2 separate regions of the Mus musculus genome follow, and region 1 is linked to region 2. Evidence: chromatin loops called from intact Hi-C (ENCODE). Cell type or tissue: heart. All regions are shown on one strand. Links, peaks and the distances in the headings refer to the core of each region. The heading gives the core; the rest is flanking DNA.

What was found. A loop is a pair of places that touch in the nucleus more often than their neighbours do. Peaks named below come from ENCODE experiments on the same cell type or tissue, not always from the same donor. Only the 100,000 strongest peaks of a DNase experiment are listed, where the experiment ranks them.
Region 1: a loop joins it to region 2, with 2.7 times the contacts of the local background. A loop is called at or near these places in 3 of 42 quality-filtered maps.

What each region holds. Positions count from the first base shown.
Region 1 is chr14:60,173,794-60,176,600 of GRCm38, forward strand. It overlaps Gm33582 (a long non-coding RNA gene), which reads left to right. Exons shown (of 3, transcript XR_874667.3): 1 at 1-372. Among named protein-coding and RNA genes, the nearest start is that of Gm33582, 3.6 kb to the left of the region's middle. In heart, for the core only: no CTCF peak of the experiment used is centred there; no DNase peak of the experiment used is centred there; H3K27ac peaks cover 1,406 bases; H3K27me3 peaks cover 1,202 bases.
Region 2 is chr14:59,602,992-59,605,798 of GRCm38, forward strand. No RefSeq gene overlaps it. Among named protein-coding and RNA genes, the nearest start is that of Cdadc1, 6.4 kb to the left of the region's middle. In heart, for the core only: a CTCF peak has its summit at 1,213 (motif pointing left); no DNase peak of the experiment used is centred there; H3K27me3 peaks cover 357 bases.

The DNA of each region.
Region 1 (2,807 bases), core at 237-2,736, 570 kb after region 2:
GAGCCCCTTACTGACCAGAAGAGGGCAGGGGAGACAGGTCTGTTGCTGCTATGTATTCAAATGCTATACACTATCTGAAGATCTGGCTGTCCCAAAGCCAGGGCCAGCCAGGGAATTCTGCAGTACACCAGCTTTAGTTGGATAAACCTTGCCCCGCCCCCTGCCCGAAAGTTATCCTAATTGGTTAATAAAGATGCCTGCAGCCTGAGCTAGGCAGGAGGGAGGGAGGCAGAGCAAAAGTTCTTATGCTTGGGGTCACAGAAAGAGAAGAAGAAGGAGAAGGAAAGAAGAAAGTCACCATGGGGCAGGTGGATCTCCAGTGCATGGCACGGGGGCTGGCCCGATGGAGTGGAGCAGCCCAAGTAGACCATAGTAAGTGATGTCTCAGAAATCACTTCCACAGGGAAGTAGACGAAATAGCGTAGAGGGTTGATATCCGCTCTGCTTTAGCGTATTTAAGATTATAAATCTAAAGGTTTCTGTGTCTTTTATCTGGGAGCAATATGGTCTGAAATGGGGTTAAAAACCCCTAAAAGATATTTAAAGACAGCAAGGGGGTACAGCAACCCGAAGAATAATAATCACCACAATAGAGATGGAAGGGTTGGGTAAAAATGTTGGAACAGCCCTGCAAGAGCATTTTCAGTAGGACTTGTAGCCATGCAGGTCCCGTATTTAAACTTATTAAAGGTATCAGCACTATGCTCGCTGCCTGCCTGCTCTTTATTGCCAAACTTTTATGACACCAAATTCAGAAACTCAATGATAGGGAAGACTCGTCTTCCCTAGCGAACAAGGATGTTGCAGTCCCCAGAGAACAGCTCCCCCTTCCTTCCCATCCTCGCTCCCAGCCGCCACTGCCTGCACACCTGTACACACTCTCTGCTTCGCCTCCCTGTTCACCTGTGTCCTTTGCCTGTGCATGTAGGCCCCAGGCTGGGTACAAGCTGAGAGCCACCAAGAGCAAGTGTGCTTTGTGCTTATCCCTAGTCATTGGGCTCTATCCAGAGAACACCTATCCTGTTCAGGGCCCTGTCTCCAGATCCCTGAAGTGTCTGGCACACAGAAGGTGGTCGTTGTATATCCAGGACCTCAGGCTACAGCCTGTCACAGACAACTGGGCTTTGGATCCCCATCACTTGATAAGTAAGAGATCACTGTGGAGAAGAACTGAGAAAAGTACAACAGGGCACCCTGAGCAAAATGGGAGCCTAAAGCTCTCTCGCCAGAAATAATGACCCCAGGTGGAACTGCTTTGCTAAACAGCTAGTTTGGCTGTTTGGCATCTGCTCTCAAAGGACTGTTAGCCATCAGACCTGCTAGTTTGCAGAAAAATGAGAAACAGTGGGAGTCTTTGAAGATCACATCACTAATATTGTATGGGAGTACACAATCGTCAGGCCTTTTACCCAGGTCTCCACCCGACCTCTCACCCATCCATGACTTATGTGTTCGAAATAGACCTGTGTTGTCAAGTCTCACATTTTATCCTCCACACCCCCACATCTGCCTCTAAACAGCTCTGCTCTGAGCCCTGCTTCCCACTGTGGCTCATGCCACAGACCACTGAGAAGCCCCTGTCTGGGATATCCTTCCTGTTGCGGTTGGACTGCATAGTCAGTCTTCAAACAGTGCATTCTCTCTCTTACTTCTATGGGAACCACTCCATTTGCTTCTCCCTCCATTAGCTGCAAAGCATAGCCTAAAAGGGTACCATGAACAGTCTGTTTCCAAGCCCGGTCTTCTAATCCTCTCTTGCACTCCCACTAACAGATATCTCTCCCCACAGTTACACAATAGCAGCTCTTCCAAGGTCATCGGTGACCTCCACGGAAGAGTCAAGCATCAATGCCCAGGTTCTTTCTGGAGCTTTTGGCGACATTCCTGACTCCCCGAACTGCTTCACACCCGGTTCCAAAACCTTTCTGTTGCCTCTAAGAGCCTCCAATTTGAAAATAGTGAAGTGCTCAGGACACCTTCTGATTCCTCTGGTATTACTTATATAATTTTTGGAACCCAGCGAGATGCCATGCACCTTGCGCAGAAATCAAGACCCAAAGCTTAACAACTGCAGAACATTAAAGCAGGCCTCTCCCAGGAGGAGGCCCTGTGCGCCTGCAGGAAGGGACCCATGGAGGCATCCTGGGAAGCACCTGAAAGTCAGGTCTCTGGCTGTGAACTCAGGCTCATGAGCTAGTCTCTACTAAACATCCCTACTAGGTTCTCCAGCAGGCACTTCAGATGCAATATGATCAAAGCTAAATCTCTCAATCTCCCATCATCTCCAAAGAACTAGCACTCTGCGCTCTCCCCATCCAAGGGTGTTTCTTTCTTCACAAAGCCTTGTACCCTTGGCACTGCTTTGGAAAGCACACATTTCCTTCCCTCTGGTACCTAGGCTGTCCCTCTGATTGCTCCCTGATGCCCCTGGGACTCTCCACCGCCTTGACTTGATATTTTGCCTGGTGACCTTTTCAGGAAAGGATTCTGCTCAAGACGAATGTTGCGGTGTCCTGATATTGCCCATGTTACTCCCTCACATTGCTCAATGTAAAGGTCGTTTATTTTTATATGTCTATTATCTCAAGACAGACAAAACCATAAACTTGACAAGGGACTTCAGCTCCAAACCCTAACCTTGAACGCTCATCAAAGATCTACCCAGACTCCTTTCAAAGGGGCCTGAAATGAAAGACGGGCATCGTTTTGGAAGTCTCCTCTAGTTTTGCATTATCTAAGCTCTGGGTCACCTATCAAGTGCTGTAGCGACAGAGTATCTGTGTGCTGGGGTCATGTTCCCTAAGTAC
Region 2 (2,807 bases), core at 20-2,519:
CCATCCCTACCAGCCTCCCCGTCCCCAGCCCCAATTCCTGCACTGCACAGCAGCAGCTCTGTGCGTACTAGTGAGCCTTTTCCACTAGACACGTGTCTGATACAGTACGCTTGGACTCATCTCCTTCATGCTCCAAACCTGGATCTATCAAGCAGCTCTCCAGGTAATTCTGACATGTACTAGCCAAATTGTGTATATGTATGCCTTCGTGGGTGAGTGAGTGCGTGTGCGCGTGCATGTATGTGTGTGTATGTGCCCGTGTATCTCTCAGCGCATATAACCCACCAGGTGTTTTAATGATTCAAATGGAGCATGCTCAGTTGTTTCTAACACAGAACCAAGAATGGGTAAACTGGTAGTTCTTGCTTGTAGACAAAGCCAGGTGCTTCCAAAGGGAGTATAAGGCTGATTCTGTGCCGTATATGAGTGGCTATCTCTCCCAGCAATGCAGACTGGGACTCATGACATATTCCACTTTAGAAGTGATTACATGAATTTGTATTACACGATCACAGATTAAAAGAACGACATAAATCAAAATCATTTGCTGAATTTTGGGGTGGGTCATCAGGTAGGCAGGTTATAGCAAAGCAGGGGATGTCTGCTGTAGGTTTTAGACACTGTGTCATGACATTCTTAACTTTCAGGCTAGTGGAAGATAGTGTCTACGTAATACATTCCAACGTTTTTACCTGAAAATCAGAAGGATGTTGTGTCTTTTGACTAAGATGGGTAACAAATGTCTATTGAGGGAATCAATGATAGCCGGAGATAGCCCAGGCTCCAGGTCTACAACATTCAGCCTCCCACAAGCACAGGTTTCTGTAGGTCAGGCTGCAAAATCTCCATCACAGGCATGACACTTTCAGGACACTTTAGTCCATCACAGATTCCCATGTATTTAGAAGACCACAAATTGGGTGTGATTTAAAATGTGACAGCTCAACTTCATGCATAGATAACCATGTTGTGCAAATGTGTTTCTCAGAAACTTAGCTTATAAAATTACCTGCAAAGTGAATTTTTAAAAATTGTACCATCTAGGGTGATCCTCTATGAGAAGTCAGTGCTCTATTAGGGGTATAACTGTTTGCAGTTCTTACCTGCTAATGTGAGCGAGCGCTTGACCCTGAACACTTCAGGACTGAGTAAGACATTGGGTCACAGAAGTGAAGTTTGTGAATTAGGTTGGTATAGGGCATGCTGCCCTCTACTGGTGCTGAGACTACAGTGATTGTTTTTTGTTCCCAGAAGCCCAGAAATGAATCCTTGGTTTAGTCCCCTAATGTAGCTTAAGAGCTAGGCATAGTTCACACACTTTTGATTCTTGGGGAATACAAGCCTAACTGTTTGTCATTACCCTCTGACACAAGGGCAGAGGCACATGCATTTTGAAAATACTCCCTGGGCCAGGAATGTATCTCAGAAGCAGAATGCTTGCTTAGCACTCTCAAGGCCACTGGCTCTATTCCCAGCACCACCAGACGATAAAATCTCCTTGGAGCCAAAGAACATTGAACAAGAAGTGTAGGCCTGAAATGTTTACTATTCCCAAGTGTCGGATTCATGTAAGGTAAAACAAGACAGTGCTCAATAAAGAGAAGTTGTCTTCTTCCTTGGATATAATTGAATTACCTTACGGTAGCTTGACAAGTAAGATGCTGTGAGCCCTTAAACCTTGCAACGGTTTTGAGCACACAGTAGGTTGCTCTCTGAAACAGAGCCTGGTGATCTTTGATGATAATTCTTTGGAGAAAAATGTAGACCCAGGAAATGCTGGAAATGCCTTTTGTTGTGGGGAAGGAACAGTAGGAGAGTTGGACCACAGAGAACTCTTACAGAACTCTGAATGAACTCTCCAGGCATAAGCAGTTGGCTGACCAGAGACTCTCGTGAGAGAGAGTTATTGACTAGTTAGTACAAAACAAGCATTTGCTGATATGTAATGCACCAGCCACCATAGCAGGGCTCTGGCTCAGGACTTGAGGATGTGGCAATTTGTCTTTCAATGCAGCATGAGCAAACAAATTCATTATACCATGTGTTCTATTTCCCCTTCCCACCAAAATCTATATTCATCCAAGAACATATTTCCCCCTAAATCTGCTGTCCACTTTTACATTTTTCACGGTCTTTAGAGTTTAGCTAATTTTTTAAAAAAACTACCAAATTCCAGAAGCGTCTCACGTATCAGGTTAGTGTAGAGGTATAAAAGTCACTTGTCACCAGTTGTTTGGACAGATCAATTACTTCTCTGAAATAAGATTTTTCTTTCAGGAAATATGCTGAGGCATGTAAGTCCCACTGTGTGTCTTAGATCTGAACTAAAGTGTGGCAACCACAGACATCCTCTCTTCACACTTCTCTTCCTCTTATTGTCTACCCTGCATTTAGGCTTCCCATATAGTAACCGCTCTCAGGTTTCCAGTGTTTTCTCTCCTGGCTGTGGTCTCTTTGTTTATCTCTGCTGTGGGTTTTCTGACGTCTATGGCTCTTTATGGATACTCATTGCTTACCCCTGCTCCTTCTCAATAACTATGTCAGAAGATGACGTCACACGTCCAATCAGCTGCACCATGGTCATGTTCTTTAGCCCCTCTTAGCTCCTCAATTAGGATCATTTTACAGCTATCATCAGTTTAGTGACACGCCACCAGCAAATGCCAGCTCTACACTTAGATATCTGAATTATAATATCACCAACAGAGTCCTTCACGATAATGATGGGGAATTAAATGCATTAACAGTGGTGGTAAGTGCTTTGGGTTAAAGAAAATTATAGGAATTTTTAAAAATCAAATTATTCA